Regions from separate parts of the Homo sapiens genome. Here region 1 is linked to region 2. Evidence: chromatin loops called from intact Hi-C (ENCODE). Cell type or tissue: mammary epithelial cell. All regions are shown on one strand. Links, peaks and the distances in the headings refer to the core of each region. The heading gives the core; the rest is flanking DNA. Region 1 holds the start of LOC105377873 (a long non-coding RNA gene). Region 2 overlaps LINC02542 (long intergenic non-protein coding RNA 2542).

What was found. A loop is a pair of places that touch in the nucleus more often than their neighbours do. Peaks named below come from ENCODE experiments on the same cell type or tissue, not always from the same donor. Only the 100,000 strongest peaks of a DNase experiment are listed, where the experiment ranks them.
Region 1: it touches region 2 in a loop (5-fold over the local background); 11 of 110 quality-filtered maps call a loop at or near these places.

What each region holds. Positions count from the first base shown.
Region 1 is chr6:81,760,231-81,772,942 of GRCh38, reverse strand. LOC105377873 (a long non-coding RNA gene) reads left to right here and starts at 4,528. Exons shown (of 3, transcript XR_942729.3): 1 at 4,528-4,663; 2 at 5,216-5,346; 3 at 8,386-12,648. LOC124900219 (small nucleolar RNA SNORA70) reads right to left here and starts at 8,919; the gene lies at 8,787-8,919. RefSeq lists an enhancer at 1-77. In mammary epithelial cell, for the core only: no CTCF peak of the experiment used is centred there; DNase peaks (open chromatin) are centred at 2,892 and 5,982.
Region 2 is chr6:81,932,937-81,945,648 of GRCh38, reverse strand. The region is part of intron 3 of LINC02542 (long intergenic non-protein coding RNA 2542); the gene reads left to right. Among named protein-coding and RNA genes, the nearest start is that of LINC01526, 130 kb to the right of the region's middle. RefSeq lists an enhancer at 6,801-8,000. In mammary epithelial cell, for the core only: no CTCF peak of the experiment used is centred there; DNase peaks (open chromatin) are centred at 7,078, 8,038 and 8,148; H3K27ac peaks cover 3,476 bases.

The DNA of each region.
Region 1 (12,712 bases), core at 2,147-10,146, 170 kb after region 2:
TCTGAGTCATTGAGGTTTGGGGATTTCTCTTAGATTCTTAACTGTGGGTGAGTGGAAAGTAGAACGTGTTGGAGCTCTAAGACTTCCTCTTAACCCCTGATATTTGTTACTTAGGGTCACATAAAGCCAGATGGAAAATGATATTAGATGTCAGGTACAGGCAATACCATTTTCCCCCTAAACCCAAATCAGCTTTATTTATTTATTACTTATTTATTTAATTTTAGTATTTTTTCAGGCAATACCATTTTCAGGGAACAGACCCAGAAATGTCACACACTTTGTTTAATATCAAGAAAACAGTGCTTCTTCGAACCAGGATTATTGATTTAGATGCTCGAAAGGTCAGTGAGCTTCAAGAAAAAGATCCTCCATATACGATTTTCCATTTTTTTCTGTAATTTCTTTTTAAAATTTTTATTTTATTATTTTATTTTACTTTAAATTCTAGGATACACATGTAGGATATGCAGGTTTGTCACACAGGTAAACATGTGCCATGGTGGTTTGCTACACCTGTCAACTCACCACCTAGGTATTAAGGCCAGCATTCCCCCAGAAGCATGATGTCAATAGTCAGTAACAGTAGTTTCTGCTGTAATTTTGCTTGTAATGATTCAATGCTGTTCTCTTATACAGTGAGGGAAGAGTTGGCTTCTTCTTGGCTCTGCAAGTATGGTGGTGGTGTTATTATTGCATGACATTTAAAGATGGAGATGCCTTATTTGAACATGAGGGCAGGAGTTTGTGTCCATTTTGTTCATTTTTGAAAGTTCAGTTTCTAGAAGAGTGCCTAGTAAATTACTAGGTACTCAGTCAATATGTTCTGAGTAACAAATATTTCCAGTATTACAAGATTTTTTAAATGCAAAAACTGGTTTTTGTCAAGTCACTTTAAAATAATGCTTATTTGTATGCTTCTGCCTAAAAAGAGTATGTTAGAGATGTCTTCTTGCAAATGCTGTAAAAATGAATGCCACAGTGGTTAGAATAGGCCCAGAGAGTGACTGCTGAGTTAATCCTTGCTTCCTGATTCCTAGCTGTGTGTTTTTCCCTTATCTTTGCACCTCTGTTCACTCTTCTATAAAGTTGGGATGATAATAACAGTGTAATATTAGTACCTCCTCTGTCACCAAATTTTTGAAATAAATTGATATACAAAGCACTTAGATCAGTGCCTGTCCCATACAAGATACTTAAATATTAGCTATTAATATTTTAATTTCATATTATCTCTAATATACTTTCTAGCACATGGTTTATTTTCTATAATAATTTTTGAGTGACTAATAATGTTTCACTATTAGAAAAAATGTAAACTACTTCAATATTTAGAGTCCTTTTTTAAGATACTGAAAAAGGGTAAAAGAGTATAATGATTAGAAACATCACCACTTGACTAGTCTAGGCATTAATAATACCTTTGAGAGAGAGGGTGGGCTGAGTAAATCATGAAGATAAATATAACTTTTTCATTGACCTCTCTCAGGAGCTGGAGAGCAAACATATTTCTATGGGAAGGAGGCAGTGCCTTCCTCTTCTAATCATAGATCATGTCCACCTTGGCAAGTTCAGGGCCTTTCACGGGATTTTATTGTTGGGAATCCAAAGAAAACACAGTTGAGAGTAAGGTCTCAGAGGGTGGCTTGTCAAGATGAATGTCTGCACCATTTTCCTCTTACAACTATGCCTATGTACAAAGTGTATCACAGAGGTAAGTGACTCCATCCTCAATCTATCACAATTTGCTCTCTTTCTCCCATGCCAATACATTCACTGTGGCTAAATTTACTGATGTTCTTCTTAATAGTCAAACCCCATAATCCCTCCTCAGCCCCCTACCTTGATTCTTTGAAGTGTTTCCAGGATGCCATCCTTTGTGAAACTACGTCCTTGAAGTCTCAGACAACCCCCTTTCACCTCATCTTCTCCTCTAGCCCCCCTTTCCTTCTCATTTCCCTGTGGTATCTCTTCTTTGCTTCCCTGTTATGTGTTTATGGTTCGGTGTTCTGTATTTAGTCTTCTCTTCACATAATTTCATCTTCACCTATGTCTTGCAGTATCGTGTATTAATTAGTATAGTAGACTGATTAAGTGGCTTCCAATGATATCAGATCCTAATCCTTGGAATCTATAGATGCTAGTTTATTTGCTGGGGTGGGCATCTTTGTAATTAAGTTAATGCTCTTCAGATGGAGGGATTACTCTGCATTATCCTGGGTTATCCAGGTAGGCCCTGAATGCCATGATTCAGTGTCTTTATAAGAAGAAGAGTGAGGGAGATTTGATACAGACAGGAGGGGAGAAGGCAATGTAACCACAGAGGCAGTGATTGCAACAATGCTGTCATGATTCAAGAAATGCCATCAGCCACCAGAAACTGGAAGAGGCAAGAAATGGAATCTCCCCTAACATCTCCAGAGGGAGGGTGCTTGCCAACACCATGATTTTGGCCCCATGATACCGATTTTGGGCTTTTGGCCTCCAGAACTGTAAGAAAATAATCTGTTATTTTCAACCCAAGTTTGTGGTAACTTGTTACAGGCACCACAAGAAAGGAATAAAACTAGAAAATATAAAACCTGTGGCTTTAATTACTATCTTTTTTTTCTGAGTGCCAGATCCACATAACCAAACACCTGCTGGACATCCCTACCAGCTTTCCCCTTTAACATTAGAGCTAGCCATTACTGAGCACTTGCAATGAAGGGCTTTAGGCACTGTTCTAAAGCCCTTCAGAAATGTTACCTCATTTAATACTCACTAAAACCTTATTAGGTAGATACTTTATTATCCTTGCTTTATAATGAAGGAACTGAGTCACAGATGATTTAAGCAGCTTGCCCAAGGTTGTAAATATGGTAAATGCTAGAGCTGGAATTTGGGGCCGGGCCTGATCTGACTTCAGAGCCAATACTAATGACAATGCTCTGATGCCTCAAATTGCCTGATGTCTCAGGTTACTCAGAGCCTGTGCCTTGCCCAGGCAGCAGTGTACAGGGCCTCTGAGGACAGATCACTTTAGATGAATTCAGAAATCTTTTACAGAGTCATTACTACCTGCCAGGTGCTTAGTGCCAGTCACTTGCAACCATTACCAGGGGCAACTTGCTGTTTTCTGTTCAAATATCAAACTATCAAAATCTGAGACAAGAAAATTTCCCAAATCTCATGCAACGTCAGAGATAGATCCTACACCAGGAGGAACACCTGAGCCAGACAGGAATTCTTGTGGCCTCCTAAAAGCATCATGTTTATTGATACACTCTGTTCATAGAGTACTGTGGCTGTCATGTTGCCACGGCCACTTTCATTGTGTTGCCATTGGGCTCTGGGAGCAAGTAAAAAAGTTGAAACTGAAATAATCCCTTTTAGCATTTATGGAGTTTGATCTTCCATGCTGTGTTTGGTAATCTGGAGTCCTGGCTGTTCAATATTCCCTTTCTAGTTCCTCCCTTATAGTTATCACTTGAAATGTGAACAATAATAAAATGGCTACAATATCTTAGTTATCTACTAGGTGCCAGGTAATGTACATACACTATCCATTTAATCTTTTTCACAGTTATGCAAATAAAATATTTTTGCCATTTTATGTATGAGAATACAAACGCTTAGGCTAATTTGTCCCAGCTCACACAGCTAGTTAGTGACAGAGTAGAGTTTGGATTCAGAGAATCAATTAAAATTATTGAACTAGATAAGATTAAAGACAATTGCTTCTTCAGGTCACTTTGGGCAGAGCTGAGGGAGGGGACAGGAAAGAACCAGGTTCTTCATAGTTCAAGATGTGGACAGTTCCAGTTTCTTCTCCATTCTCCAAAGAGCCTGATATTGTGATTTCTGCCTGAGATTGCTTCATGCTTGGACAAAATGGACTTCAGTAATAATGCTGATATTATTTTTGTTATATAAGTTCTTATAGTATACAGTGCTTCTGCCTAAAATAGCTCTTTCTGTAAGCATGGGAGGGCAGGAACTCACCTTCATCCTCAGGATCCTATGGGGCTAATTCCTCTGTGCAGAGGTAGATTTTCTGTGAAGCGAAAGAAGTTTACATCTTCAGGGACTCTCACTTGCTTGGGCATATGCTTTTCTAATATTTGAAAGAGCAAAACATTTTAGCCACGATTAAGACTGCAGTTTAGGCTGAGTGTGGTGGCTCACAATTGTTATCCCAGCTACTTGGGAGGCTTAGGCAGGAGTATAATTGCTTCAGCCCAGGAGTTCAAGGTTACAGTGAGCTATGATCACACCACTGTACTCCAGCCTGGTGACAGTGAGACCTTCTAAAAAAAAAAAGACTGCAATCTCTTTTCATATGAATTATTTTCCATGCCTTTTCATGTTGGATAGTCCCAGACTAGCTGTGGACATTTTTGAGATTTGGCTAATGGGAAATTAAATTGGGAGTCCCTCTATTTGGGTTTAGGGAGATGGATTTATGTGGTTTGCAGTCATTTTCAGGTATAGTAATTATTATTGCTACCTGTCCATGTGCAGGAATACTTTCAGAAACCCTCTTCCCACTCATCTGCAATCACAGAATGAAGACACAGTGGTTGTAATACTATATGAGCATGCTGTGCTGTGCCAGAAGTATGTGGGCAGTAGAAGAGAAAGAAGACTTGAACATTTTTCAAATCATCATAACAAAAAAATTGTAAGCAAAGGTTTTGAATCTCATCAATGCTGTGTTAAGTCAGAAAAGTCAGAAATCCTCTTCTACCATACATAGGGGTGCAATCAAAGAGTATGCAATCAAGAAGAAAAAAGTAGAAAAAAAGTGTAGGATGAATCAGGGATTTAATTAATAAATATTTTTCTGGATTTTTTATGTTTGTGGTATTTGTTAGCTGTTTATATGTATACTTTGTGGTGATTTCTCATCTTAACTAAATATTCACACATATCTATTACTTATAATTTTGTATTCTTTTAAAGAGTTCCCCCATAATTATATAATCTTTAGATCCCACAGATCTTATATCTGCCCCTCCAATACAGCATTTAAACATCCACTAACTAATTAGACTCTTCACTGAATCTTGGTGACAGGAGGGAGGAGGAAGAATCCAGACAGGTGTTCTGCCAGGGGAGTGGCTTTGGAACTGGACCAGGACATGGGCTCTCTTGCTCTGGTGTAAGCAGGGCAGGTCCCGCATGTTGTCTTGGTCCCCATGCCTGACTCATATTATCATTTTTTTTCAACAAGGCCAGTCTAATGAACAGGTAGCTGTCAGCACTACAAAGGAGGGAAGACTCCCGCACTCGCTACCACATTTCTTCTCCACCTCCTGTGGTGGCCTCAAATACTAGAACTAGAGGCACATTCCTTTGGGCTTGGTAAGTTTTTTAGTCTTTGAGAATAAAATTAAAAGCAAATGTTTTACAAACAATTTCATCATAAGTCAATATGAAATATCCCTTAGTCCCGAGGTTTAGGAATGTTGATGAGGATGATGATGATAACCTACCAATTTCTGAACATTTACTATGCCTCAGGGAATGTGCTGCACACTGCACTGTGTGCAGTCAATCCTGCAACAGGAGGAAACTGAAGCTTAGAGGGGGTCATGCAGCTCTAAGTGACTGAACAAGAGATTAAGGCACAAAAATAGTTAAATGACAAATTATGAGGCAAAGGCTTTAAAATTTCAGGCATTTCCCAATTATGCCTTGGGCTAGCCCTTCCCTTTGCTGCTTTCCTCAACTCTAGTAAAATGCTGATTACTACTCTTAATCACAAGCAACAGAGTAGAATATATTCTACATTATGTGGGGTTCAAAAAATTAACCCCTAGGCAATGAAAATATGTTTTCTTCAGCATAAGAAACAAAATTGGGATAAAACACCGAACGACACCTGGATTGCAGAAAAAGTCAATTACCAAAGGGGAAAAGGTTTGCAAGACAACTAGAGCTAGGCAGTTAAACATTAGCATTCAATGGTTTGAAGTGTTTAGGTTTTGCAATGGTGTGGTTTGGAAGCTTTCCAGCAGAAAGGCTATTTTCTTTTAAAAGGATAACTCTCTGCAATATTTTCTTTGCTGAAATAATGTGATCCTTAATGACGTCTTATATGACCCAAACTTAAAATAGACCCTATTATTTTAGCTGACCTCATTCTAACCAGGTTTTTACAGGTCAGCCATTAACTATCAACAGCTTCCTGATAATTAATCCTACTTACCCAAATAACTGTTAGCCTGTTAGCCTTATCTATGCTAAGAGGAAGCTTTTCTACGTACCAGACTTCCTCAGTGAATAAAACACAAACTGAAATTCTGCAGAAAGAGCCAACATTGTGAGGTTTGAGAATGAAGAAACAGATTGAAGATTACAACGCTCCCCTGTCTTTAGCTCCTTACTTGCTGAAATTCTGTGGTTCATCTGGCACAGGAATGGCTTTACAGTAGAGTCAGCAGCACAACTACTCAGGTCAGGAGTGGTTCTCTGGATGGCTCTATCAAAATGCATGGACAACAACATATGCAGTTACCTAAGTGGTCTGGATTGAGAAGCAATGGGGGAAGATATCTTAAGTAGCCATTAGTGTTATTTCCTCTAGGATTTAATTTTCTGCCATTAGAGGCTCATTCTTGTGACTCTGAAGAGCTCTAAGATTCTACTAGGAAAATACAGCTGCCATCTTTGTTTGTCACCTACTCAAATGCAAGACTGGTGTTTGATAAAATGAGGGAAAAGAGGCATGCTGTTATAACTGATGCTGTCAGGACTCCAGGAAGAAGAAAGGTGATGAAATAACAAAATTGCTTTCTTCATTTGGTGAAGGGAGTAAGGCGCTCATGCTGGTCCCATCTAGCAATTTGTAAATGGGTTGTTTGAACATATGGGTCTTAACATGTTCATAGATCGTGGGTGTGTGTTTGTGTGTGTAAAATGAAAAGGCTTATTATTAGATGTAGCCTCATGTCAGCATAGTATAAAGTTCCTCAGGTAAGGGCATGCTTTATAATTAAAGGATTTCTGCATCTGTAATTGCCCATGACATGTACCTTTTCTTTCCAAGTCACATTTCTGATTTTCAGTGACAATTTATTATTAACCTATTTTCTCATCGGGTTAAAAGCATATCCCAAAATTTTAAATCCAATGTGCTCCAGTACATATAAAGAGACTTATTAAGATGATCTTTTCTTAATAAGTCTCTTTATATGTACTGGAGCCCGAAACTTCATTAGCAATTTTAATTTCGCCCTGGTCCTGTGGTCCTGTGATCTCGCCCTGCCTACATTTGCCTTGTGATATTCTATTACCTTGTGAAGCATGTGATCTCTGTGACCCACACCCTATTCATACACTCCCTCCCCTTTTGAAAATCCCTAATAAAAACTTGCTGGTTTTTCAGCTCAGGGGACATCACGGAACCTGCTGACATGTGATGTCTCCCCCAGGACACCCAGCTTTAAAATTTAAAAAAAAAAAAAAGATGATATTTTCTAAGAAAGGTAATTATATCTTACATTACACAAAAAAAAACACTAAAATGACTATATAACCCTGATGGGTTGTGACCTACAGTTTGAATAGCAGTAATCTAAGATAGTATCATCATTTGCCCAGATATCTGCAGCAGTCTATTAACCCATTTCTCTTCTATTTTTCCCTCATGAATTCCCCATACAGCAGCAAAAAGGATCTCAAAAGATAAATCCAGTCATGCAACTCTCCTGCTCAAAGCCTTCAATAGCTTCTAACACTTACACAAAAAATCTAAAATCTTTCAAACTCCTCACCACAACCTACATGATCTGAACTTTGACATTCTGTTCAGCCTAATCTCATGCCATCTCTCCCTTCCTCTGCATGCTCTGGTTCCATAGAACACATTTGAGTTCCTCCAGTACAAGAGATTCTTGCCTGCCCAGGTACAAGTTGCTCCCTCTGCCAGGAACACTCTTTTCTCAACTTCTCATGACTGGCTGGTGTTTACTCTTTAGTCTGGTCTTTTCTCTACAAAGACACCTTTTTTAACCATCCCAGTTACAGTGGATCATTCCTTCTTATTTTTTATTTCAACCCATTGTTTGAACACTTACCACACTTGGAAAGATGGAAAGAAAATATGACAGCTAGAAAACTGACCAAATAACAGGCAGGATGGGGGTGGGTGGAGGACTCACAGCAAGAGATAGTGAAGTCTTTTAGGGCTGGATATGTTCATCTTAGGATCAAGGACTTAAAACTTTGGAATTGTGACTTTACGCAATGTAGCTTGCCTGTAATGCCTGCCTTTTCATTTTTGTGTAATACCGAATTACATTAATTTGGAAAATTCTACATGCCTCTACTTTGATAAGAAGGATGAAGGAAAGAAAGGGTTTGGTTAAACATATGCTAACATTTTTTTTTCTTTGTCAGAAAGTATTGGTGAGCCTAAGAGACAGCAGAACAGTGGAAGCCTTCCTGAGTGCAAGGCCTGACACTTGTTGCGGAGCCATGACTGGGGATGCATTTGACCCCACAGCCATCTGAGATAAGACACTTCTCAACTACCATGTCTTCAGATTCATCTGCATTAAACTTGATAGAGCCCCATTTCTTTGTGATGTGGCCAAGCAACTTGAACTTGGCCCTGTGTAGGGACTCAGTCACATGCTCCTTGTTCTGCACCTTGGTATGGATGGACATGATGACTTACCAATGTAAATTCTGGCCATGGTACCCTGGGGCTTTCTAGAGATACCCTGCACACCTGTCTGGAGCCTACAATGGGAACAGTGCAAGGTCAAAGGTCAGAGGCATAAACATACATTGGAAACGGCTGTCTCCTATGTTCTTTAGAGCAACCCATACAAGAAACAAGCTGTGTATACAACAAAGGAGGCTGTTGTTTGCAGCCATTACACCGAGCCCCTGTGAGGAAAGGAGTACAGCTGGCTTAATTGACTGCAGATGAATAATTTTAAAAGTCTGCTGAGTTCCAGAATTCGGGGTGACAGTGGTAATCAGAGTGACAGAACTCTAGAGAAAGGCAGTGTTCATAGAAAAGAGTCAGAGGTTGCTGGTGGGGTCAGCTCCCACCAGCTGGAGGTTCTTTCTTGATTCAGAACTCACAGAATTTTATGTGGTGTTTTAATAAGAAAGATGTTTCCATCCTTGAACCATCCCTTCTCTAGCTTGGAGGTCCTTCCTGTGCTATAAAGATCACAGATAATTTTCTGGCTTTGTACAAGGGCAGTACTGTTGAAGGGGACCTGCAAGCTTCTTTGTCCTAGAGACTAAAAGTCCCTATTTCTGCCGCAGCAGTTCCAAATCTACAAACAGATATTTTCACATGGTATCACTCCTCACTAGCCACCAGTTGCAGGATGGAGATGCAGGATATATTATAATAGTTGTTTTTGAGTTCAGGTAGAACTTGGAATCAGCCAAATTTGCCTTAGGCTCAAACTGGATGCCCTGAGAGATAACTCCCACAGTGTAAGATTGAGAACATCTTTGAACTCCCATGGGCCTGATGCCTAGAAGGAGAGCAACCTGGGTTTTGCCCCTTCTTCTGCCTTTGCTGGTCTCCATGCCTAAGCATTACATTCTATCCAGCTCCTGCAGATGAGTTAGCTGGCCTGAGTGCCTACAAAGGACCAGGCATTCTCTAAGGCATACTTTACATGTTTCAAGGCACATTTAGCATGCTCTAAGGCATACTCTAAGGCATATTTACATATTTACATTCATCTAATACCGGCCATTCTGTTTTTCCAGCCTGGCCTTCTGTCACAATCTTGGGCTTATCCCTTCTCAGCTAAGCACTAGGGGAGTGTTTCTTCAAAGCTCTAACATGTACTGTGAGTGCTGTTCCCAATGATTCCCATCTTTCTGATTCCTTTTAATTCCTCAGTAATGATTTGTGCTAAGTATTTTTACTTTTTTTTCCTCCAAGTCTCAACCTTGAAGAGTTTACTGTGGCCACTTGAAATTAAGTATGGGCTGCTTTTAATGGGACTAATTGTTATAAGTTCTCATAGCAAGAATCAATTTCAAGAATGAGAAAAAAAATCCATCCCCAGGTTTCCTGCATCCTATTCTCAGCCTCGTGATTTAATCACTTAATTTTAGAATAACGCACTCAGCTGTTTCCACGTCAGCCACTGACTTTTCCCAAGAAACAAATAATGAGGAAGATGTGGCCTTAACTAAGATGGCCTTGCCGTAGGTTAAAGGATCATGGACAGCTGATCTCTAGTGCCTCTAGATCATTGGAACAAAGCCATTTTCTTCCTCAGACCAGGTTGCTTTGATTTGCAATTTATTATAAACAAAATGAACTGGCTATTTTGGGGCTTGGGTTTGAACTATTACCTAAATCCTGACTAGTCATAGTTTGTGAAGTTCTGCAACAAATGCCTGCCTCTGTCTCTTTCATTCTTTTTCTTCCTCTTCCTTTCTTTTTTTTTTTTAAAGAATATCTTTTTCTAGAACAATGAAGCAGATAAGAAATATAGGAAACCATAGAGAGTTAAATAGCATTTATGGAACTGTGAGGATCATCTACTGACAGTAAGAGCAATAACACAGAAACAGACTTCAACTGGCAAGAAACAGCAGGTCACTGCCTGCAGGGGTTGACCAGCTTAGAAACTTGACTGTTTCATGTGTTTGGGTAATGTAATCAAACACAGATGCTGAACCAACTCATGGTCTAATGGCATTATATTTGATATCTTCTACTTAATTGTAATTAAAGTTCAATTTAATTTCCTAGAGCAATTAAATATATTAAAATATTTTATGGGCATTTATTAGCCCAAACTGATTTTTAAAAAACACAAAGTGGCATCAGGAGGGTTCTGTGTTTGAGAAGGCCACAATGTTTTTCAGTGAGATACTACATTTGTCCATAGGCTTAGGGAGAATAATTTACATTTCAGTTTTACAAAATTAACATTATGGTCAGCTTTCAACTAGGTATGCAAAAGCCTTTAATTTTAAGTGGAAGAATATCTGTGGGTGTGTGAATATTGAATGAATTCCCCATATTTAATTTCTGCTGTAACTTAATAGCCAATAGACAATAAGAAATGTTGCTGTCAGGGAGGCTTTTATGGGAATGAACTGAAGAAAGAAGCATAATTCTATACAATGGATGGAAGAACACCATACATCTCAGATTTCTGAAGACGTGAAGAGATTTCAAATAGACTGCCCCTTTGTCCTTATAAGCATATTAGTTGTCGGGCCACATACTTTTATTTTTGATTTAGGACACGTATTCACTATACTTAAATGTCCTTAAAGTATAATAAGAACAAAAGTCTTAGTCAAAATGTATATATGCTATATGCTTATTATTGTAGAATTTGAGTAAGCATCCTCAGGAAAGGAAATGGTATGTTTTTAATTCTGTATCCCATGTATGAGAGCACAATTTGCAATCCAAAATTGATTAATTTTCATATGTCACTTGATTAAAAAACAGAATAGTGGTGGAAGCTTCTGGAGTATTCCCAGAAGCATTAAAAGATAAACAATAGATGGACAAGTTAAATCTGCAGTAAAATCCCATTAATCATATGTAGCTGAGGCTTTAGAAGTGAGTCATCAAATAATCACTGGAAACTTTGAGGATACTTACTAAAATTTTAAAGCTGACTATATTCCAACTGAAAATGTTATCCCCCTAAGTAAAAAGAGTACTTTTATCCGACACACAGAACATATCTAGGCTATTTAATCTATATTATTTGCTAGGTGATTTTTAAGTAACCATAGTTACTAGACTTAAAGAATTTACAGTAGGTGTCTGTTGCAGTGGTGATGGCACTAGATTGATTCAACAGTCATTTATTTGTATTAATGAATAGGAAATGAGAAAGATTTGTGAAAGAACAAATAATCTAGGGGAGTTAATGAGCACATGTGTGCACACATACTCTAACTTCCCAAGGAGGCTATGTTGTACAGTGCTCTCCCCCACCCACCCTCAACTCTGCAGCCCACAGGTAGGGAGGGGGCCATGCCCTATATTAGGAGGGGAGTCAAAGGCCAGGCTTACTCAAGTTTTAGTGCAGTATAAAGTGCAGTTTGTAAAGCCTCTGGGTAATTTGATCAATACAGGCACTCAAAATCTATAATGTGAGTTCCAGAGTAAATGTTTGGATCAAATCGATCTTTAATTAAATTTAGAAGAAAACTAAAATTTCCATTTTAGTTGAGTAAGAACAAGAAGTTTAGCCAGATATCTGGCTGTTAAATATGATGTATATAAAACATCTAAATAATTAGTTTTTCAAACTTTGAATTCAAATGTCTGCTATCTTTAGATTCAAAGTGGATTAAGAATTAGTCATGGTAACTCAATTTCTTTGATTTATGAAGAATGCGTGACTGAAAATAATGACCGATCCAATATGCAAAGGGTAATTACTTTTATGTCGGAAATATTCTTATGTCATTCCTGCACTTGGTCTAGAGTTATTTTATATATATATATAATGAAATACAATGCAATGTACTACAAAACATAATTCAAATATTATGATAGTATATTTATTCAAATGATTTCCATGATTCCACAAGTTTATATGGCAATTACAAAGTTTCTGAATTTAGTATATAAAAATGATGCTAGAAAAATGGGTATCTACCATTTTTAAACATCTCTTTGAAACATTAAAATCTCATATAAAAAATCATAAATGTATAATAACTAAAGTGAAATATACTATTCTTAACGTTATCATTTACT
Region 2 (12,712 bases), core at 2,403-10,402:
TGAGACATCATTGTATGCAGAGTAGGAGGAAAAATATACACAACTGATGCCTGCAAGATACAGTAGTTCCATCTGACTCCAGCACAACACTGGCTATAACAACTAACAACTTCTCACGCTTCTAAACCCCATTGTGCAGCTCAATGCTATAGGCCTGGGTTTTGTAGAAGTAAATAGATTTTAGATAATTTTAAATAGTCTCTTTCTTCTATAGGCTTAAAAAATTAAATCATCTCTATGTAGCACACATAAGGGCAACACATTCTGCTAGGTATTAGGGAAAATAGGAAAAGATGTAAGATAATGCTTGTCCTTAAATTACTGTTTCATTTGGGATACTAAACATAAATTCAAAATATAGAAATAGTATAAGTAATAGTTTAGGAAAATATAGATACATAACAGATAGATAATAGAGAACTACCAAATGATATGTGAAGTCAGTAATTAGGATATGGGAGCTTACAAAAGTCCTAAAAGAAGACTTTATAAGGAGGTATATTGGAGAGACTTGATGTATAAGTGGCATTTGGATGCATGGCAACATCTGAGAAAGTATGGAGCTGAGACGGAATACATTTTAGAAAATCATGAACTAGGCAGGGACAGAGCGTTAGTGTAGACATATTTTAATAACAATGACTGATAGTCACTGGAGAGTTACTCTGTGCCAGACACTGTGCATAGCTTTATATAGAGTAGCTCATTTGATCATCACTGAAATCTAATCAGTCAAGTTGCTGGGAGTATTAAATGAGAAAATGCATGTTTCATAAGTGAAACATTAACCAAGTAGCCAAGGTTGGTTAGTAGACAATGGAACTAGGGCTTGAATTCAGGTTTCACTGCTCCCAAAGCCCATAACCTGAAGCATATTGCTAAGGTGAACAATTTTCTGGGAAACAAAGACACGGAATTTTGGGGATAAAATTATAAAAACTTTGAATATCAAGCAAAAGAGTTTGAATGTTGTTATTCAGAGCCATATATTTTTGTTTTTTTAAGACAAAGTCTCACTCTTTTGCCCAGGCTGGAGTGCAATGGCGCAATCTCGGCTTACTGCAACTTCCACCTCTCGGGTTCAAGTGATTCTCCTGCCTCAGCCTCCCATGTAGCTGGGATTACAGGCATGCACCACCATGCCTGGCTAAATTTTGTATTTTTAGTAGAGATGGGGTTTCGCCATGTTGACCAGGCTGCTTTCAAACTCCTGACCTCAAGTGATCCACCCGCCTTGGCCTCCCAAAGTGCTGGGATTGCAGGCATGAGCCACCATGCCTGGCACAGGGCCATATTAAGTAGAAAACCAATAATAAAACCTTTAAAAACTTGATCAAAAAGTAAAATGTCTAAATGCCCTTTCCTTTCCTCCTGTGATATCTTTTCTCATTTGATTTTGGAGTTCATTATGGCTAACTGGGACATAATGTGTGCACAAACCAAATATTACAAAAGTTTGAGATAATATCTTATAAATTAGGCAAGTCAGTAGTTAGCTTTCAAAACTTGATGATACTTGAGCAGAATATATATGAAGATAAGGCTTCAATACCAGGAGTCTACTGCTTCTTCCAAACATTTCTTGAATTATGTTTATATTAAGTTAACAGTTTGAAAAAAATGTCAAAGTACCACACTTTCCTTTCATCCTCATGATGCATATTGACAAGAAATGAATGTTTATTCTTATTTGTGTTGATAAATTATTTGCAATTGTATAGAGAACTTTAGATTGTCTATTAGTTTTGTGAAACTCTTTTTATCCCCCATAGTCAGGAAGCTTTCGATAAATAGGAGTCTGGAGAAGAAGAAAAATACATTCTTTTGGATAAATGAAAGTATTCTGGTCTTTGCTCATCTTTTCCAGACAGTAAAGTAGAGGCACTGTTCAATTTTTGATGAGATCCTTCTTGAAAGGGAAAATTGCTTGTTTAAGTAAAGCAAGTCTATACAGTTTAAAGTAACTGTTCAGTATCCAAATCATTAAGCATATTGCCAAATAACCTTCTGTAAGATACTTATAGTGCCTATGAATACCTTTAAAATGAAGGGAAGAGGAGGAATTTTCTTCCTTTCTTTGAAAAATAATGAATAGAATAAAACTGCTTTTTGATTTATGGATAATAAAATAGGGCAGTATATATGCATTTTTCTTTTGATATTTAAATAAATTCACTAACATTTTAATTTTATTGTTATTACTTATAACATAGTCCTTATCCTATTAGGCACTTCTTTCCTTTCTTTCTGTACAGAAAAGGAATGATGAAAAGAAATTTGCATTTTGCAATGATTGCATACACCAAATATTACAAAAGTTTGAGATATGCCTTACTAGTTGAGTAAGTATAACAACCTTAAGTTAGAAAAACCATCAAAAAGAACAAAGCATTACTGAATACTGAAAGTTTGAATTGTGTAAGACATATCTTTTGTGTCAGTGGCTTTAAAACTTTCTTATTTATGTTGTGAACCCATCTCAGAATCTAACAGAAAGCATGTTCACAAAGATACACGATTTTTCATACTATTTTAAAGGATATGCTAATTGCCTGAACTCCATCTATGGATATTCTAGCGTCTAAGGATTAAGAAAATGTGGCACATATACACCATGGAATACTATGCAGCCATAAAAAATGATGAGTTCATGTCCTTTGTAGGGACATGGATGAAACTGGAAACCATCATTCTCAGCAAACTATCACAAGGACAAAAAACCAAACACCGCATGTTCTCACTCATAGGTGGGAATTGAACAATGAGAACACATGGACACAGGAAGGGGAACATCACACTCCAGGGACTGTTGTGGGGTGGGTGGAGGGGGAGGGATAGCATTAGGAGATATACCTAATGTTAAATGATGAGTTAATGGGTGCAGCACACCAACATGGCACATGTATACATATGTAACAAACCTGCACATTGTGCATATGTACCCTAAAACTTAAAGTGTAATAATAATAAAATTTTAAAAAAAGAATATATTTACTTGGCACACCATCTTAGATCTAATTAATTCTAATATTTTGGTTTTTAATATCTATCTATATTTAATTTCTAATTTATAGACAAATAATTTACCCAGTCTTCATATTTAGTACCTTTCTCTTTTCTAATTTAGGTTCTTAAAACATTTCATTACAGAATGTTTTTAAAAATTTTTTTGCAGAACCAAAAGTTTATAAAAACATACTTTATTCACTGTCATTACTCCTATATTTTTTATGGACACATTCTAAAATTGTGAAGCTTTAAATTTTAAGCTTGTACTTCATACAAGTTTACACTAGAATCTAGTTTATGAGAAAAGAGCAAGCTACTTTTTTAACGTTTTAACGTTTCTGGACATATCGTTTTATGATCTTCTAGTTAGCTTTGCACTGGATCATGAAATAGCTGTGGAGCTGACATTTTCCAGAGTATCAGACAGAGGAAGGCAAGGAAACCTTTAGAGTGGTATCTGGGCATTAAGGTTTTAAAAAGCATAACAATTAAAGGATTTTCTCAAAATTGATATCTCAATCATAAAAGCCAACAGCCAAAAGCTCTAGGGCTTAAAACAAGCAAACAAAAAGCTGTTTGGACCATACTTGGCAGCCAGATTAACTTTAGTAAAACAATGTTACGATTGCAGCTCATTTTGCATTGGCTTTTATTCACGTGCTTTTTGGTGAGAACAAGACGGCTGTTCCTTTGATAAGTGTTGCCCAACCCACCATACGCACCATCCAAGGGTCCTGGCAGGTGGATTTATCACATATTCTGCCACATTGTGCATGGGCTTCATTCAATAATCTGCAGGAGTAATTAATTTATGATAGAGAGAGAGAGGGAGAGAGCGTGTGTGTGTGTGTGTGTGTGTGTGTGTGTGTGTAATTGATTCACAGGCATGTAGACCAGAGCAAGGACCAGGAAACTACTCTCTATGTAAAATCACTCCTTGCCCAACCTATTCAAGCTCTTCTATCAAGTTGATTTCTTTTTCTTATCTCCTCCTGGCTCCCCTCCCCAGTGTGCCCACAGTTGTAAGTCAGTCTTTTGAAGGAAAGATGAAGGCAATGTCTAGTACAGCCTTACTCAGATGAGTCTCCTCCATGTCTATCTCTCTGGCCTTTTTTTCCCACTTGGTGTCACAATGCATCCCTGCTCTTAGTGGTAACAGATAATAGATTACAGTCCCACTGGTTTGCCACTTCCTTCATGCTCAAGACAATGAGGCCTGTAAAAGAAAGACGGTTACTTGGGCAATTAGGTGGTTAGGCATTGCTAACAATCTTGACTTTTTATGCTGGTGACTATACTTGTGCTTGTATGAGGGAATGAGGAACTGTCCTAGCATTCTGGCGCAGCAGTTCTCTGCTTTTGATACCAGCTCAAGAGTATTTGAGGCTGCCAGTAACTGTCCGATTTTGAACAGTTATGGACTTTTCTCTTGTACTTAAATCTTGAATTGGCTCTCACTCTACTGATTTCTTGTTCCTTTATATGGTGTTCTCATACATGTGTTCCATACATATATTTTAACAGGAACAGCAAGAACAGTTTGTGTTCTGAGATTGACATCACCTGCTGATAGGATATGGGTTAATTTAGTTGGTAGAGAAATGCGCAAAAAGGAAAAGCTTTCTTCAACGAGATATAATGCACCAATTCTACCTTTATCAGTAATCTGTTGAATGGCCTTGGGTAAGCCTCTTAATCGATTCTGCTTCTGTTTTTTTCCTCTGTGAAAAAAAGAATTATAAAGACATCCTGCAGCTGAAAGGAATGTTAATGATCCTAAAACACTAGAATATTAAAAGGAGGTGCACTGAGCATTGATGGTGCTGCTAGTTCCAGAGAAAGCTTATGCTAAATCCCCAGACAGTTTCAACTCTTCACTGTCTGGATTATTCAAAGCATGTTCAGATGTTTCTGGACAAATAAAACAATGGTTGAATAATTAGGGTATAGTAAAAATGGTACAAGTGTATGCAGGTTAAGTCAATCTTGTGAAGAGGTTAAGGAAACATCTGCCAAATTCTTTTAAAAACCTAGTATAAATGAAAGGCATATTTTAAAACAAGGTATTTACAGATGATGACATCTAATTTATTAAAATCTCATTGCTCATGGGAATATGTACTTGCCAGTAAGAAGATAATTGTTTAAATATATGATCTCATGGAATAAATATGTTGTATAGCTAGGGTTATAAACAGGAACATTATTTAAATATACACTGGAATTTGTTATTATACTCTTTTAAGATTGGACTTTAAATGTTTTAACACTCAAGGATATTAATCTGCTGATGGTAAAATTTTCACATTGGTACTTTCTCCACATTCATATTTCTAATCAGTAAAGGAAGCCAAGGGGTAAAATTTGTAATTTACAAAGTAGAATTCTGTGAGATTGAAGCAGCCCTTAATTCTAGCCATCTCGTCTGTTTATGGAAGGGTGTTGCTTCTGGGTGTTTGAAGTGTAAATCTGGGAACTCTTCAGCCTTAGAGCTAAGAGAAATGGCCTTAGAGCCATTTCTAAGGTAACCAGCATCCAAAACACAGACAGCTTTATAAGTCAGAATTAACACCTTGAATTGTTTCTCAAAGCCAAATGGAAGTTCTCAAAACTTCTGGAGCCCAGTTGATGTCACCGTGTTACCAGTTTCCTGGACAGATGTAGCTCCAGCATTCTCACCAGTTAAAAGTTTCTCTCTCTTTCGTAGGCTTGTGTAGTTCTTGAGAATAGCTGTATGTAGGGCATCTAGTTATAATCCAGCTGAGAAATTAGACTGCCAGAGGTCAGAGTGGCCACTGTGAAGCCAATTTATTTTATTTCAAACGAGACCAGGCTACCCCTTAGGGCTCCATCCACATGTTTCTGACCTCTTTCTGGGAGAGGGCAAAAATCCATACATCTGATTACACACTCAAGCTCTCATCAAAATAACTCCAATCTAAGTCAGCTTGATCAGTTCTGATAAGGCCGTTGACTAGGTTTGAGGGCCAAGATCAGAAGCAGCGGGACAAGGATGACACAGGGAGGAGTGGTTTGTTTTGGAATTCCTGGTATTTCAATTCTGATACTTTTCAAAGGAAAGAAAATGATCACTAAAAGAGTAATAGGTAGACAAAGTAAGTTGCCTTGGGCAAAAGTGGCGTTTGCCCTGAATAATTAGGTGCTCTCTCTATGTGTTTATGTGTGAACCTAGTAATCCAAGTAGCAAAATGGGCTAACAGCATTGCACATTTATCTTCATCTGTTACATGAGAAAATGGTAGGGTAACACAAATGAAAGAGGTTTTAAGGAAACCAGTTTGGCAGGGCCACATTAATATTTAAGAGTTGATTCACACAATATCCTGCTTTAAGTTTAGTCTGAAATAACTTGGAAAACTTTCAGAATGATCAAGTAGTATAAAATAAACATTTAACTTCATTCTCTTGGCCACAAATTTCAAATTCTGTGATAAGATAACCTAAAGAGCTTTATCCCTTCTTGATGCATTTCCCAATTTTATCTTGAATTCCAAATTTAAAGAAACCATCATTATTGCCTAAGTTTTGTGGGGTTGCTGCTATTGCTGTCACTTGCCAAGTGTAATCAGTGTTTACTAGTTGAACCACAAATACATAGTATTAACCATGTTCTAAAGATTTAAAAAAGGAAAGGAGATAAGGGACTTGCTGTAAAGTCTTTGTCATTTTCCTATGAAATGCCAGCCAAAAAGGCACTTTTCTAAGAGGGGAAAAAAAAATACTTGAGAACTTAAACTCTTTGGCAGTGCCTAAGCTTTTCCTGAATTCCTTCATTAGAAGAACCCTGTGGCATGGCACCTACAGAATACTTTTATGGTGTTTTCATGGCATTTACACTCATCCTTAGCTCTCACAGAGCTTTCTTCAGTAACCAGGTCTTTTGGGACAGCAGACGGGAAGAAGGATAATTATGAAGAAAGCCAAGTTCACAAAATTGCTGAGATAATTTAACTTCTTACATGGCCAAACCCACATAAGATGAAGTCATTTGCATGCTGCCTAGGACATGCGTTTTCCATAAACCCTACCACTGACTCATGGTGCTTAGTCATCAACATTCTAATGTCCCCACCTGTAAAACAAAGATAATAGTATCAGTCACATGGACAGTGATGAAACGAAACTGCTTTTAGAGGACTTTGACCTTGCCAGTAAGTGAAGTCCACATAACTGTGTTCTTTAGCAGAAAGGTGTTTTATTAAAGAAGCATATGGACAAGGAACTATCTCTGAAATGTTTTCAGAGCTTCTCTGGTGTTACATGCATAGTAAATATTTTCTTTAAATTAGATGAAAAATGTGAGTAGTCCTTTTATATACTGTCATGAAATTGCTCTCTTTGTGTTATGTTACATAATGGTTTCCTTTTAGTTTTGTGACTCTGCCGTTTTCTGGTGAATTATTGATATTTAATCCTCTTGCTAAGACCACAGCATTTACATGGAAGCTTCCACTCTGGCCTTTGCAATTCTCCTTGCCCTGATTTTTAATTTTTCTACAGCACTTCTCTTTCTCTTTCAATATACTTTATGAGTAATTGATTGATTGATTACATTAAATGTTTGTTGTTATCATCCCCCACTGGAATATACTTTCTAGGAGTTTACACATTTCTGTTTTGATTAATAACATATCCCCAGTATCTAGAACATGTCCTGACATAGAGTATTGGTTAAATATTTCCACTGAATAAATGAAGTACTTGTTTGGATTCCAGCTTCCACTCAGTTTCTACAACTTAGAGCTGAAATTTTACTCAGGCTTTTGAACTAATCTGGCCCTAAATCCATCCACTAACACTTTCTTTCTTCCCTCTTATCGTCCTACCTTCTTTCCGGCTGTCTGTTCTCAGCTTCCAGTCTATTTAGGATTTACTCTTTCCATTGCCACCCGGAACAGTGGGAAGAGACTATCGCTCTCTCATTTGCTTGGTTTTGACACTTGCTTTTAGCTGTTAGTTGTGATTCTCTGACTAAGGGCTACTACAATCTGGTGAATCATTTATCTGAAGAAGAATTATAGAGGCACAGTCAATAAGTACAAAATGGCTGCCAGTGCTTTATGGGGGGAACATATGTGTGGATGTTGGAATTGATAGTCCCTGGGACAGTGTGTTACAAAGGGCCCTTCTGGCATCTGATTATCTTTCAACAAGAAAAGCATGTATACTGATCGATGTTATTATGTGGCCTTTTAAACTTTCAATTCATTTCAGATGTGGCTTAAAGTAATGTGTCATCCAGAGTTTGTTCGCCTGTTGGATGATTCATTCATTGATCTTCCAAACAAACAGATGGTGGGTAGGGGAGAAGACAGTGGAAAAAGAAAGGAAAGAAAGTAACAAAAGGGGAAATAATGTTGACATGAAGATGTCTGTTTTGTGATTTTTTTTATCTCTTAAAAACTAGAAATGACTATCTTGGTTTCTTCTGTGAAAAATTCAAACTAGTAATACCATAAACTTGAAGTAAGTTCCATGGTTTAACTGAAATATCTGCAGTATTGTTTGTTTTATGGTTGTCGTTTTCATCTAAATGAAGATGATATTTATATAGGACAGTGAGGCTAGAACATAAGTAATACATTGGATTTGATGACTCTGGTTGAAAATATTAAACATTTGGGGTAAAACGGGATCATATCATGAATGGTTCTTTACTTTGTACTCAAAAGAGTCAGGCCATAAAATTTATTGCATGTTTTATAGAAAGCCAAAAATAGTGTGTGTTTTTTGTCAAGACACTTGGCGATTCATTCAAAAAACATGACAGTACCTTCCAAGTACAAGGCGCTGTGCCTAGGGCTACAGCAGGAGAGAGACATGGGATGAGATCTAAAATTTCGCCTGTTTCTTTCAAAAATTATTTTTAAGCCTCACTAAACTCTTCAACGCAGGTATTATGTTTATTTTCTAAGTACAAAAACTGAAGATGAGAAAAGTTAAGTAATTATTCCAAAGTCACATTGCCTATATGTGGCAGAAGCAGTATTCAAAATGGTGGCACTAAACCTATGGTATTTTGATGAAGCCACCTTCAAAATATTCACAACCCAGAAGAGACAATCTCTGTCTCTCATTCGCTCAACTTCTCTCTGTCTCTGACTTACTCAATCACACACATACACACACATGCACCTAGAATATAAGGGAAGATGTAATACATAAATAAATAAAAGGGGGGCAAATAGTCACTTATTTGATGATTTTGAGTATGTAGATTTGAAGGGCTTCCTTAAATGCCTGGACATCTGGCTGAGTACAGTAGTTCATGCTTGTAATCCCAGCACTTTGGGAGGCCAAGGCGGGAGGCTCACTTGAGCTCAGGAGTTTGAGACCAGCCTGGGCAGCATAGCAAGACCCTGTCTCTAGAAAAAAATTAAAAATTAGCCAGGCATGGTAGTACACACTTGTAATCTCAGCTACTCGAGAAGCTAAGGTAGGAGTATTGTTTGAGCCTGGGAGGTTGAGCTGCAATGAGCACTCTAACCTGGGCTACAGAACAAGACCCTGTCTCAAAAAAGAAAAAAAAAAAAGCCTGGACATTTGCCAGCATTTCACATTGTTGTCTGGTTATTCAGTGACATGCATGTATTCACAACTATCCATGTCTACTTTGTGCACATACTAAGTACTGAGATGCTGACATACACACATACTTAAGACGTACTGTTACCTTTGAGTCTTAGTTTTATGCAAGACAGTGATATATCAAAAAACTGTTATGGTATTGGCCAATTATCCAGTTCTTTTGAAAATATACCAGGTAGAAAAACAAACTGCCTCTTTCAACAGAATAAAGAAGGTACAGTTGGTGGTTAGAATGCTATAATCCTGTATGGAAAGGAAAGTGGGGCTTAAGTAGTACAATGAGGCTTAACTGAGGACAAATATATTCCATTCCATTTTCCTATCCTTCCCTTTCAAAGCATTGCTTTGAAGCTCTGTCTCCCTCATAGTGTTCATGTTTTGCATCCCCTGGAAAAATATTTTTTTCAGAGCTTACAGATGGCAATTAGATGACAGGCTTATGGAAAATAATTATTTAAAACTGCATAGAACTTTGAAATCCTTGGAGAAAAGTCATGGCATGGCTATACAAATCATGGATGGTGGTTACACTACAGTCACTCAGCTCAATATAGCAAACTATTAGTTTGCATTTCCAAAGTAATATCTAGTTGAGGGAATGGCGAATACTCTGTCAAATACTGGGAACAATCATATTTCACTGGAAACAATGTCAATTTAAAATATCTTATGATTTTAGAGAAGTGTGAAAAAATATACATCTTAGAATTGGTGAAGTAGGGTGTAGATTCAATAAAGTTCTCCGACAAAACAGAACTGATAGGATGTGTATATATACAGAAAGAAAGATTTATTTTAGGGAAATAGCCCATGTGACTGTTGAGGTTGGCAAATCCAAAATCTGCAGGGTAGTTTGGCAGGCTGGAGACCCAGGGAAGAGCTGCAATTTGAGTCCAAAGCAGTCTCCTGGCAGTATTCCCTCTTCCTCTGAGGAGGTCAGGCTTTTTGTTTTAAAGGCCTTCAGCTGACTAGATGAGACCTACTCACATCATGAGGTGTAATCTGTTTTACTCAAAGTCAACTGATTTAAAAGTTACTCTCATCTAAGAATATCTTCATAGAAACATCTAGAATAATGCTTGAGCAAATATCTGGGTATATTGTCTAGCCAAGTCGACATAAAATTAACCATCACGGCCGGGCGCAGTGGCTCACACCTGTAATCCCAGCACTTTGGGAAGCCAAGGCGAGCAGATCACAAAGTCAAAATATCGAGACCATCCTGACCAACATGGTGAAACCCCATTTCTACTAAAAATACAAAAATTAGCTGCTCATGGTAGTGTGCACCTGTAGTTCCAACTACTTGTGAGACTGAGGCAGGAGAATCGCTTGAACCCGGGAGGCAGAGGTTGCAATGAGTCGAGATCATGTCACTGCACTCCAGCCTGGAGACAGAGTCAGACTCCATCTTAAAACAAACAAACAAACAAACAATTAGCCATCACAGGGTGACATCAGGAAGTATGGGGAGAGTCTCTTCATTGACAGAAATATTAGTACTAGAAGTGACTCCTAAACAGAGTCCAGAGACCAGAAGGGACAGAACAGCGAGCACTTTGCTCTGCCTCTCAAGGCTTCTGTAGGGGTTGGAGTTCATTGTCTCTGATCTCTTCAGGCCCCTCCCTCAGAGAGAAACATCCGTAACACACCTAACCTAGACCTTAGAATACAACTGTGGTGCGGTATGAAGGGGAAGAGTCTGTCCTTTTCTCCACATCACTAAAGTTTACATTTTTCTGTTTTCCTAACTTAACAGAGGCCAGACACCCAAGGGGAGGGTGGGAGATGTAGAGAGAAATCACGTATGCTTCAAATATATGAAATACAGTGTTTTTCTAAGTTTCGGTTATCTCTTCTTAGTTGGAATTTGTGTAAGTGGACAGATGAAGGGTAGAGGGGGGATGAAGAAAGAGAAATTGTGGGGGAGGAGAAGCTCAGACTCAACACTGTCTCCACCCACCCTTCTGTCAGATTGCACTTCAACCCTAACCCTAACCTCAGTCTCCCACCACTGAGCCCCTCTCCAAGCTCTCCTGGGTCCACTGCTCTTCCTCTTGCTAATGCTGCTAAGGTCTATTGTTGGAAACAGTAATTCCCTGTTAAATATTACCTACATTCAATATCTTTCCTTCTAGCCTATTGCACAATCCTTGAACCACTGACTCACACTTGCTTTATATAAATATATATATTTTGGTTACAATCATAGACTTTGCAGTCACCAAATTTCTGCTTCACCTATTGTGTTCAGCTCTCTCATCCATAAAATTGCGATAATGATAGTTCTTATGCAATAGGTTAGTTAGGAAGAGTAAATGAAACAGGATAAGGAAAATTCCTAGTACAGGGCCTGGCAAGAAATGAGCTCCCAATAGTTGTTTGGTATTATCATTCTCTTTTATCTGACATAGTTTCCCCATGAGATCACAATGCTGATTATTTGCAAACTGAACTGGTAAACAGAATACAAAGATGAAGCAGTAGGGTCCCTTCTTTTGGCCAGCTCCAAGGATAATTGGAGTGATACTATGATATGCTTCCGTTCGTTTTCATCCATGTCAACCATGAAAGACAGAGTTGATCTCAGCCTGAGCTAGAGGTAAACTATCTATGTGGTGAGAGTTACAACAATGATATAATGACAATCCAGGTAGCCTCTTGGCTTAATGTGGCCCATGGACATGTTTTGTGTGGTGAAGGGTTTTTGGTTTTTGTTTTGTTTTCAATGAAGCAGCATGCCTTTAGACAGGGCCAGTGCTCTCTCCAGCCACTCTCTGTGGTCTTGTAACCATCATATCACACATTCACACATAGTTACCTGTCCATCCACCTCATTGTCCTTGAAGTTGTGACCTACCACTATACATCATGGGGAGATATAGTAAAGATTTCAAAGCAGTGAATCGTTCAATGTTCCTCACTCTTAAAAACATAACAAACAGCATAGTTAAAAACAAGTCCTATTTAGGAAATGAGGTAAGAAGGGAAAACCTAATCATTTGCTCATCCTAAAGAAGCATTCTTAAATTTGAATATATGTGTATTTTTATTATTATTATTATTTTTAAATTATACTTTAAGCTCTGGGGTA